Linked DNA regions of Homo sapiens: region 1 is linked to region 2. Evidence: chromatin loops called from intact Hi-C (ENCODE). Cell type or tissue: Calu3. All regions are shown on one strand. Links, peaks and the distances in the headings refer to the core of each region. The heading gives the core; the rest is flanking DNA.

Region 1 (5,965 bases), core at 278-5,277, 150 kb after region 2:
AAAGCATCAACCATCCAGCCATTTATTTAGTTCTTGCATTCTGTATGACTCCTGTGAACATTAATATATTTGTATGCCTTTTCTCCTATTAATCTGCCCTTTATCAACTGATTTTTATGTGAACCTGTGGACAGTGAAGGGGAAATTTTCCCTTGGCCCTTACACAGTCATTATCCCCATTTCCTAGAGGTGGATCTTGGCTGGAAGAGACCACATGTAGACCACGTGTAGAGCTTGTCTGTGGGTGATCCCAGACTCCCTCTAGGAACCTTTGATTTAAGGTTAGTGTTTTTCTCCTCTAGTAGCTTGCCCTCCCTATAAGATGTTGGTACAAATGCTATAATGTTTAGTATTTAAATAGCAATGTGTTTTTTAAAAAATTGATATAATTATACAATCTGTATATATCCTCCTCCTTGTCAAGTGTGTGGGTGGGGGTACTTGAATGCTGAAAAAAATGTCCTGAATTACCTTATTTTTGAAATCACTTTAAAATCACTTGTGGCAGAGCAATTTCGGTCACTTACATTTAGATTGTGTTCTATTTCATACTGAAAGTGCTGAAACATTTGTGTGCAGGGAACAGAACAAACCATGAAAGCATGGTAATGTAAATAAAAGGCATGATTTTAAAAAATGAAATGTGGCATGGGAAATCTTCCAAAAAGTACCCATGATTACAGAAACAGGAGTTGACTGCAAATGAGAAAAATTAAATATATATCTGAATAAGGAAGTGTAATTCTTCTTTAATTCTTAAATACACAAGAATGTTTTATTGACCTGGAGATTTAATTCTCATCTAGAAATAAGTAATCCATTCACTTGGCAAGAATCTGAGCCTGGGCCCTCAAGTCAAACATGGTCATTGTAGATCAGAAGCTAGGGTGTGATATAACTGAATGGTTTATTAATTGGGAACAAACTTAAAAGGAACAATCTCTGTGCTTGACTCTACGACTAGGCCTAATTCAGATAAGCATTTCACACTTGTTCTATATAATTTAGTTCATAATATATTTACTTTTCTCTTTCACCGTTAATTTAGAGGTTAAAAACCTATCAGATGTGGCACGTCAAATCACCACTAATTTCCTTGAAAATTAAGATAAATAAAACAGGAACATATTTTACTGTGTAGATTCAAAACTATTCTGCCTGTTTCTTCCCCAGGGGAGGGCTACCCATGACTTCTTGTCAAATTTCAAAAGAAACTTTGAATATGTCGGTTTCCTCAATGGCATTGTACCCCCATGACACTGTACACACGAATGCACTTGTTAGTTAAATGAATTATAAACAAATTAGGAATGAGTAACTTTTACAAATAAATGAAAAATAAAAGTTTTTTGCCTACAACTGTAAAGCCAAAGATGGTAGCTCTGGAATTATTTTCATACTAAGAAATCAACTTGCCATATGTGTTAGTTTCATTTTTTACCAAATGTGTGTGTGTGTTTTTTAAATACAGCCTAAATCTCTAGGCTCATTTATATCTAGACTTACCATTTCTCAGATCAAGTTCTGTCATCTCCCAACCAAAAATGCATTCTCTTCTTATGAACAAAATGTAGTTTTACCTGTTCCCAAGCATCTAGTAACATGACATCATCTTCAGCTAAATCATCCTGGGTGAACTCTCCTGGAATCTCTTCAATCTGAAAGGTATAAAAAGCTATATGAGCAAAAAGTAAAGCAGTAATTTTTCTAATACATAGGATAGAAATGCCCTGTATTTTTTTTGAGTATAGTGAAAATAAAATTTGGTGGTAATTTTTTTCTTCTTTTTCACGTAATAAAAATTTAAATAATTGTTCATTGATTTGGCATCACAAACTAGTAGTATTTTATTTGGCCAGAACAGTATTTAATATAAACATTGCATTTGTGAAATTAAATAAGTCAAATATAAAGCTGGTGGAACCTTAAATTATTCTGAACTTTGAGAGGAATGCGGCTGTGTGGCCTGAGTCTTGAGGCATGCACTCGAGCTTTTGTCTTTTTTTCTGCAAATAATTAGGAAGACCAAAGAGTGCCAGAGATAAGACCCCCCTCATATCACCACTCCTCACAGAGTAAGAAAGTACTCTTCCTTGGAATGTATTCATAGCAATCTGTAACCAATCAAATCACTGTCAGTATACACTGGTCTTATATAAAAAATTACATAATCCTGCTAAAATTTCTCTGTTTCTGCCTATTGTCAGTGAAACTTTAACTCCTCCACTTTAAAATGCTGACCCCATTCATTTGGAGTCAGCGTTTTCTGGGTGGCTATCCTCAAGCCTTGCATCTCAATAAACTATATATTTAAGCGTATTTTCTAAATCTCATCCTTAGGGTTGACACATTTGAATGCCCACATATATAGTCAATTTGCTCACAATCCTCTGTACTTCCAGTCCTTTATGAATAGTTGTTTCACAGATTTATGTTGCCTATCTAGTTCCTAAAAACATTTGAGTTTATGGTCTGAGTATTAAATTATCTTTCATTTTGTAGGTTAGGATTACTTTTAAAAAGTCAATAGGGCTGGGCGTGGTGGCTCATGCCTGTAATCCCAGCACTTTGGGAGGCTGAGTTGGGTGGATCACGAGGTCAGGAGTTCAAGACCAGCCTGGCCAACATGGTGAAACTCTGTCTCTACTAAAAATACAAACATTAGCCAGGTGTGGTGGCAGGTGCCTGTAGTTCCAGCTACTTGGGAGGCTGATGTAGGAGAATTGCTTGAACCTGGGAGGTGGAGGTTGCAGTGAGTCAAGACCGTGCCATTGCACTCCAGCCTGGGCAACAGAATGAGACTCCGTCTCAGAAAAAAAAAAAAAAAAAGAGAGAGAGAGAAAAAGTCAATAGGCCTAGTCATTTTAATAAATCAAAAAATTTCAATAAGATGACATTATAACATAATATTTGCATGTACAAAATTTTTTTTATTTTTAATGGGTTAAATTGTGTTAAATTATAGTTAGCATTAAAGGGTAATGGAAGGGTTAGCTTCATCCACCCATTGGTAATACATACCAATGGGCATGTATTAATCTAAAGTTCAGTATTTTTAGAGAATTCTGAGTGAAAACCCCCCTGATCCTTACGCAGGAGTTTGGATTATGGTTCCCCATTCTTTATTCACTCCCTCTGGCATGTGACTTTGCGGTGCTATGGAGCTGACTGGGGCGTTGGCCATGTCATATTAGCAAAGGTGACTCAGCAAGGGCCTTTTTGTGTCCTTGACTTTGTCACTGGAAAAATATGTATAAACTCAAAACATGCGCCCAGCATAGATAAACCTAGTTCCTGGCAGCCTGCAGACATCTGAGCATGACAATTCATGTTTGTTCTAATCTGATGAGATTTTGAGATTGTTATACAAAATAAACAAAACAAAAAACCTTGACCATTTAGAAGGCAAAGGATTTGTTTATATTATCTTTTTAGAGGACATACACCAATCACATAATCATTTTAAAAAGAAAAACTTTAGCACTTAACTTGACGTCAGCACTGTTCTAATGTTTTATATGCAACAGCTAAGTTAATATTCACAGCTCTATGAAGTAGGTACTAAGATTACCACCATTTTAGAGTTGAGACAACTACAGCCCAGACAGGCTCAGTAACCAGCCTAAAGTCACACAGCCAGCAAGTACTACCACCAGATAAGTGACAGCACATGGGCAGATTGGTTCTAAAAGCTGTGCTTTTAGTTAATAAGCTCTGCTGCCTTGTAGCTGCCTTGTAGGAATCTACACGTGTAAAGCCTACTTTCTGATAGTAATTATAAGATCAAAGATTTGTTAGCAACAATCCTTTGCCTTAAACTATAAAGGGAGCAGAAGGGGTTCCAAATATCAAACAAGAAAATGAGTTGGTGCAGAGGAAATGTATATTTCTCTTAAAGGCTAATATATACGCATAACAAAAAGCCAAAGACTAACAGATCTTTTTTCTTTAAACACACTGAGAACAAAGCCTAGGTACTTATTTTTGTAAAATACATTTTTCTTGGAAACAAACAACTAATTTATAGCAATGTTAATAAATAATTCTAATAAGAAATTATAGGAGCATATGCTGAAAAATAAGTTGCTTGGATGCAATATCAAGTCAAAACAATAAAACAGCAGATTTTTCTGATGACAAATCTATAAAATATAGCAAGTTCAGGGATTTCCTGTAAAGTAGGTGAGCAAATTGTGGTATACAGCAACCAAATATTTATCTCAATGCACTGTTTAAATCTTTAACTTGTAGGTCAAATCATTTATAACCTTCAAGGGAGACTTGAACCACTTCATCTCAAATAATTTTATTTCTAGTAATCAAAATATCTGACAAAATACGTGGGAAATTTTCTTTCCTGTGTTGAAAAATGAAGTTTGCATTTATTCACTAGGGCATGTTGACCAAAATCTGTGGATCAAATTTTATATAAAAGAAGAATTCATTCTTTAAATGAAAAATTTACCAAAAACTTAGCACGTCAAACAGAGAAAGTATAACTTTTTTTTTTGAAATTTAGGTGAGAGGCTGTGGTTCAGGATGATATTTCAGAGCCTAGTGTAAAATCACTCCTGTATTCTTTTGTATTGGATGTTTGTTTGCCTCCAGAATTCCTATGCTAAACCCCTAGCCTCCAATGGCATGGTAGTAGGAGGTGGGGCCTTTGGGAGGTAATTAGGTTCAGATGAGGCCATGAGGGTACAGTGCCCCTGCTTAGTGTCTGTCTTTATAAGGAAAGAACACGACTAGAGCTTGCTCTCTTGGCCATGTGAGGACACAAGAAGGCTAGACAGTGGTCCCTCACCAGACATCAGATCTGCTGTTGCCTTAATCTTGGACTTCTCAGCCTTCAGAACCATGAAAAATAAATGTTTGTGGTTTAAACCACACAGTCAATGGTATTTTTGTGATAGGAGCTTGAACTAAGACATGCATACACATACTTCTAATTTTACTTCTGACTGGACTGGAAGTCAAAGCTTGTAAATGACTATGAAATAAAACATTCCTGTTGATATCAGTTAATTTGTAACTGCATATATAGCTTTCTGTGATTTTTGCCCAATGATCATAATATTTCCATAATATTTTTAATTCAGTCAATATGGTGAAAATTTTTACTCCGCTGGGAAATTGACATGTAAAATTTACATAGTTTGATCAGAAATAATGATTGCTGCCCACAGAAAATGCCAAATTATTAAATTAACACATCTAGCCACATATATATTCATACAGCAACTGCATGCTCACACAGGTGTAAAGTAGCTAGTACTTTTAAGAACAGCTTAATCTATATAGGACATCACAACATTAATGCTTTCACATTAATTATATCATTAATCCTTAAAATACCCTGTGTAAGGAACAGAAAACCAAATACTGCAGGTTCTCACTTATAAGTGGGACCTAAATGATGAGAACACACGGACACATAGAGAGGAACAACACACACTGGGGGCCTATCGAAAGGTGGAAGGTGGGATGAGGGAGACGATCAGGAAAAATAACTAATGGATACTAGGCTTAATACCTGGGTGATGAAATAATCTGTACAACAAACTCCCACAACACAAGTTTACCTATGTAACGAACCTGCACATGTACCCCTGAACTTAAAATAAAAGTTTAAAAAAAATACCCTGTGTAGAGCAAAGGTTGTCACCGTGGTTTGTAGGCAGGCTGAAACTGAGATTCAGAACAGTAGCATGTCTGAAGGTGTCAGAGCCACATGGGAATGCCCTTCCCGGCGTTGTTAGGTTCTATCTCACTGTTTTTTGTTTTTTGTGTTTTTTTTGAGATGGAGTCTCACTCTGTTGCCCAGGCTGGAACACAGTGGTGCCAGTGGCACGATCTTGGCTCACTGCAACCTCCGCCTCCTGGGTTCAAGAGATTCTCCTGTCTCAGCCTCCCAAGTAGCTGGGACTACAGGCACCCACCACCATGCCTGACTAATTTTTGTATT
Region 2 (5,965 bases), core at 455-5,454:
TACGAGCTTAAGTTTAAAACAACAACAACAACAACAACAACAAAAACTGATATACCCCTTCCCATGGATCACTTTGTTCCTAGTACAACCCAGATTAACACCAAATATTTAAGTCAAATTTCTGTGTACTACAAAATGTCCACCTGAAGTCCAAAATATATAGGTTCTTGTTAAAGACCTTGTTAATGGATTTTTTAAACATCAGGATATAATATGTCTACATAAAAGATTTTTCTTAAATCAAGTAAAGGAAATAATTAGCTCTTCCCCAGTAAATGTAAGATTGAGAATTATTTTGTGAGAAGGTAAGCAAATAGTTTTGGGAAATAAATACTCAGTTAAAAAAAAACAGTGGCTGAGATCATCCTGTTTTAACACATATTATGTTATAATATAAAACAAACATTTCTGAGGAGCCATGTAGAAACGAATCTTTTCTCTTTGAATTATTTTGTATTACTGGCCACACAGTAAAAAAGCGAATTCTGTCCGTCTGTGTTCACATATGTGTCATAACTGCACTTATTTGCTCTGCAAATACAAAGTTTAATGAGTGTAGACACTTGTACATCCATCACCGGGCTTGTTATACTCTAGGTTAATGCAGCACCAATCAAACGGCAGATATCTAAAATCTTGCCAATTCTCTGTGAAACATGCATGGTTTAAGTATATTATTATGTTAAACAAATAGAAGATGGCCAGGAAAGACGAATCCGTATCTTAAAACAATTGCTGTCAAATGAGTAATATGAAGTAGAAAAGGTATTTAAAGTTCAAATTAAAGTTTACAAGCCTTGGGAAGAGGAAAAATTGGTATTTTCAATGTTGCTTTGCCACATTCTTTAGTCTTTTGTTAAATAAAAATGCCAAGAGAGTTAAAAAATAAGAATTCTTCTTTAGCCTAATAAAAGTTTCTTGTTTGGACTCCATTTTCATATATATTAAAAAAAATAAGTTCTGTCTGAAGGCTGGGTTTTTAAGATTGGGCCAAAAAGAGACCACACCTGGTATGGCCTTACATCAATGCCACCATCATTCTGGGCTCCTAAATGTTCATGAAATTTCTTCTTCTGTCTAATCTTGCCTCATCAAGTCTCTTCAAAACCAAATCTAAAAGAGCCAGATGCAACAGGAAGAAGAGGACTCATAGAATTAGCAGATGATGTCTTCCTACTATTTGTTTAGTTTCCAGTAGTCTGAAGTGCGACTTTTCCAGTATGCAGACTAAGGGGTTTAAGGAAACTCTATAACCCAGATAAAGCACTGAGGTCAGAAAAATTGAAGAGAAATTCATCATAATTAAGAGCACAATTGTTTAAAAAAATGCAAATTTATTTCAACAACTGTATTTGAATATCTTCATGAAAGTGCACTCCATACATCTGTTTTCCTCCTGTGGCTATTTTCTCATCTTTCTCCCATGATTTTGGATCCTGCCTTCCAAGTAACATTCATTAAGCATTCAGCAAGATCATACAGGAGGTTTAAACAATGATGATTGTTATTCAGACACACCTCAAATCAAAACATGTCCTAGAAAACATAATAAATTTTGGAAGCCTGACTTACTAACCTTGTTAACTTGCATTACAGGAATGAGTCCTCTTCTTTGATTCCACTCTGTTTATGTTGTGTATAAATCAGGATTCCAATACAGAACAGATAGCACACTCAAATCAGGATAACTTGAGTAGGATGTATTTACAAAAAGACTATTTACAGAGGTGTGGGTGTAGGAGAATCACAATGGGTAGTGTAAGAATGCTAAGTTGGTAAGGAGTTAACACCCCTAAGTCCAAAAGGACACAGGGAAGAAGTTATTGAAACTGGGAGAGAGCCATGTGGAGAAGTTCACCTTGAAAGGGTAAGCGACCTTCCAAGGAGAGCACAGCAGCCCTAGGGGATCTGGCAGAGTCTCTTTCCTTCCTCTGTTTTCCAGCACACCAGGAAGCAGGAGGACATGGGAACCTTGATTGCCTCAAGCAGCAGTGCCACCTTAGGCAAACTTCCCATAAGCTATCAAGGGAAATAAAAACATCTAGATCTTTCGCAGTGGTTCTCTAAAGGCTCAGCCTAATTAAAAGCCAGAGGGTGCAGGAGCCAGGTGATAAAGATTATAAATGAGTCATCATCCTGGGGCAAAGGCAAGCATGGAAAAATGAAGTCTTAATCAGAAGATAGTCAACATACTCTCTGTGCCTACACATACTCCTTAACACACAAACAGACTCAAATACATCATTGAAAAGCTCTCAGAAAGGAATTTTCCTTGGAAATCACTTCATTGATGTCTTTCATGTTCAAAATTTCCACCATTAGATACTTCAGATATTTAAAACTTCTGATAATCTATAAATTTTGGATAGTATTGGTAGTAAAATGGAAAGGAAAAAAAGAAACTAAGTTTTTGAATACTAGCTCCTTTACATATCTTATCTCACTTAATCTTCAAAATGACTCTATTAGCTATACATTATTATCCATGTTTTACTGATAATTTGAAACTCAGATAGTTCAAATAACTTGCCTAAAGCCACATAGGAAATACAAGGGAAATCATAGAACCCAGGCCTGCCTGATTCTAAAGCCTATTCAGCTTATACTTCAGCACTGCTGCACTTGAGCACTTTAACCCAAAATAGTTTAATACTTTCCTGGCAGAGGACAGGGCAGGTAAGAGTTAACTAAAGATATAAAAGGGGAGAATTGGTCGTCCGGAGTCCAATGTCTATCAGGTAGAATATAAAAGGGAAATTCCTAAAGGTGAAAGGACTGGGATAGTTAGGAAAGAGTTGATATCTAGGGAGAAATGGAAATAAAAGGAGAGATTAAATACAATCTGTGCATTCCTCCCACTGCCCCATCTTGTTAAACCAGCCCAGCCACTTTTCAGTGTCCATGGACTTTGCACCTTAGGTTTACACCCTTCCACATAGGAAGCATTTTATAATGTCTGCAGTGATGCAATACCTCACCCCTAATAATAATTTCAACTGCCTCCCATCTTGCCCTACTCTTACCTGCAATGGACTAATGACTATCTTGAGGGCCGATGACTCTCCCGGTTGTATCTGACTTTGTACACGTGTGCTGTGACAGTAAAATTAAACCTGCATACTCAGATAGGAGGATGTTCTTCTCAAAGAGTTTACATCTTGATAGCATAAAATGAGTCAGTGAATCAAGGCAGGGATAACGATTTCATAGAAATCATAAAGGGAATATGCTATTAGACTTGAGAATTAATTTGCACAGAGAACCAACAACGTGGAACCCAAATATGAATGTGTCCTCTCTGCTTTAAGGAGTCTGCAAGCAAGAAACCATTCCACAAGCAAGAAAATCCATGCATCTGTCATTTTTTTCCCAGAGGCAAAAAAAAGCAACTGGAAGTGACTAGCAAGAAAGATTACAGAGTTATGCTCTTCTTCTTCTTCAAGATGGACTCAGTGCCCTACTATGGCATTCAATATTTTCTTTTTTAGAACAGAGCTAGAAACCTCTAAAAACAGAACACAAAGAAATAACTTCCAGGGTTGGGCAGGCACTCCCTGAGCAATGGGGAATTACCAGCATACTTTTATTTTTGACTCAAATTCCACAGTTGTCATAAGGCCAAACATTCTTCTACCTTCTTCCATTTCCACACTGGATTCTACAGAACTTATTTGTGAACGATACGTTTACCCAGCTCGCCTCCCTGCCTGAACTGTGAAATCATTTCAAACAGCTAACTGGATAAAAAGCTTAAAATAGGGTGGCCTTTATTCTTTATCAGCTTAAAATTGCCAAGCAGCAGCCAACTTAAGCTTTGAAGAAATGTAGAAGATCTTTGGAGCTATTTATATTTTCTTTACCATCCATGGAATGATTTAATTCAGAACTACAGTAAATGAGACTCTAGATCCTGGAGTATTTTTGATCAAATATCTGGATGGGCTAGGCTACTTTAAATTACTCATATGGTTCAGAAATCAACAGTTTGCAAATTGTTTGGAAACTGAGAGACAGTTTGAAAACACTGTTTCTCCATAAAATTCATACAAATCATAGTACATAATAATATGCAATATTTATATTATGATCAATATGTACATATATTGATGTGTCTTGATGCAAGAACTCCTAGTCTGTTAATGAGGAATGTAGGATTTAAGAAGTCTCTGCCACAAATTACCTGGGAATTTCTGGTGATGTCACTTAAACCCTATGCCTCAGATTCCTTTTCTGTTAAATGAAAAGGTTGGATTAATACAGTTTTCAAGTGACAATCTGAAGAGGATTCAGCTCTCTGAAGGGGTGACTTAGCTGCCATTACTGGAGGTGGCAATTAGGTCTTCTCTCAATCCCCCTGCCACCCCGCAACCATGATCACCATCAAAGCAGCTCCACATTTTTAGTTTTTGTGTCAGATTTTGCTTGAAGACCACTTTTAAAATCTTTAAAAGCACTGACTACTGTATCTCTTTGACCAAATTTGTGACTCTGAATTTTCATTTTCATTGACATATGGGTGTGTTTTTTTGCAAATCAAATATCATTTCCTCTGATGTATGAAATAGGTATTAAAAAAAGTGTGTCCAACAAGATATATATGTACAACAATGATAATCATATTTTATTCTTCTGAAAACGAGCAAACTCCTCTGCTTGGATATATTTCTATACTTTTCCTGATCCTAATGCTCTACTATTTACATTTGAACAGTTTAAGAAGACCTAAGTGGGTTTTAAAAGTTGGGTAGGAACTAACTGGTAACTGGCAGAATAACATCTCTCTTTGAAATGACTGAATTATATAATTGGTCCTCCAAAACACATAAATATACAAATATATTCTCCACACCTCCCCCATGTCTCCTTAGAAACATGCATTTAGACAGCCAAACAAGAGAAATGAAGATAAGTAGTGGAAGTAGACCCAGGATTGAGAAAGGAGTATGATTTTTCTGGTTCATCCCTCTGAGTTTAAAACAAAAATGGGGTAAGTCTGGACCTTACTCGACTAAAGCTGCCATGAAGGCCAGCACACAGATACGTATGTGCAGGTGTATAGAGATAGAGCAGGGAGGAAATAGAAGCCTAAATCCCTGGGGAGAAGCCCAAAGGAGGCATGGTTATGCTACCAGTCCAAGAAGAACTGCCAAAAGAACCCAGAGAGCTAATCCTCAAATTGGAAGCAGAGCCATGAGTAAACTGAGGACAATAACATGAGGTGCCAGCATTAAGTTAGAATCAAGGGACATTGAAGAATGAATTTCCTCAAGAAAGCTTATCTCAGATGACATAATTTTCAGATTTGCCACACTATTTTTGATGGACTGGAGCCTATCCTTGAAGTGTACCACACATCTTGGAGAATGGGATATATACAATCTTATGTGTGTGTGACTATTACTTTGACATTTTAATGCTTTGGTGCATTAACGTATATAATAATGTGTATTTTAATTATGTCATAGCATTTCTTTGAATAACAAGATATTTTCATGTCTCCCACAATTAAAGAAAACTGAAATTGTTTCACTACCTTGTAATCTCTTAGTCAAATTATAATTCTATCTCCCATCAGGATATGCTGTCTTTAATAAGATTGATATATTTTATATTGTTTGAAATTTTTCTTGTCCATTTAAATATTCCAGAGTAATTCTACTTCTATACAGTTGATAATTCCAGTTTTTCACAAAACAAAGCATACTGAAAATATCTACTACTGCTTCCTTAAAAATACACTTTCAAGATAAGAAAAATTTTGTTCCAGCCAATGTCTAACTGGCCCTCATATTTAAATATAGAGATGAGTTTCAAAAAATTTTTTGAGAGAAATTTTGCCCTCAGAGTGGAATTTCATGAGCCTTTTTTCTGGCCTCTAATCAGTCCCATAAATAGGTCAGATGTAGCATATTTCTCAACTGGCACATACACAATGGGTCAGTTATGATTTCCACAAATTAAAATA

Evidence for each region. Hi-C counts contacts between places; a loop is a spot of excess contacts. Peaks named below come from ENCODE experiments on the same cell type or tissue, not always from the same donor. Only the 100,000 strongest peaks of a DNase experiment are listed, where the experiment ranks them.
Region 1: it touches region 2 in a loop (3-fold over the local background); 2 of 110 quality-filtered maps call a loop at or near these places.

What each region holds. Positions count from the first base shown.
Region 1 is chr7:12,645,160-12,651,124 of GRCh38, reverse strand. SCIN (scinderin) reads right to left here. Exons shown (of 16, transcript NM_001112706.3): 14 at 1,581-1,658. Among named protein-coding and RNA genes, the nearest start is that of ARL4A, 39 kb to the left of the region's middle. In Calu3, for the core only: no CTCF peak of the experiment used is centred there; DNase peaks (open chromatin) are centred at 844 and 3,194.
Region 2 is chr7:12,798,344-12,804,308 of GRCh38, reverse strand. No RefSeq gene overlaps it. Among named protein-coding and RNA genes, the nearest start is that of ARL4A, 110 kb to the right of the region's middle. In Calu3, for the core only: no CTCF peak of the experiment used is centred there; a DNase peak (open chromatin) is centred at 2,888.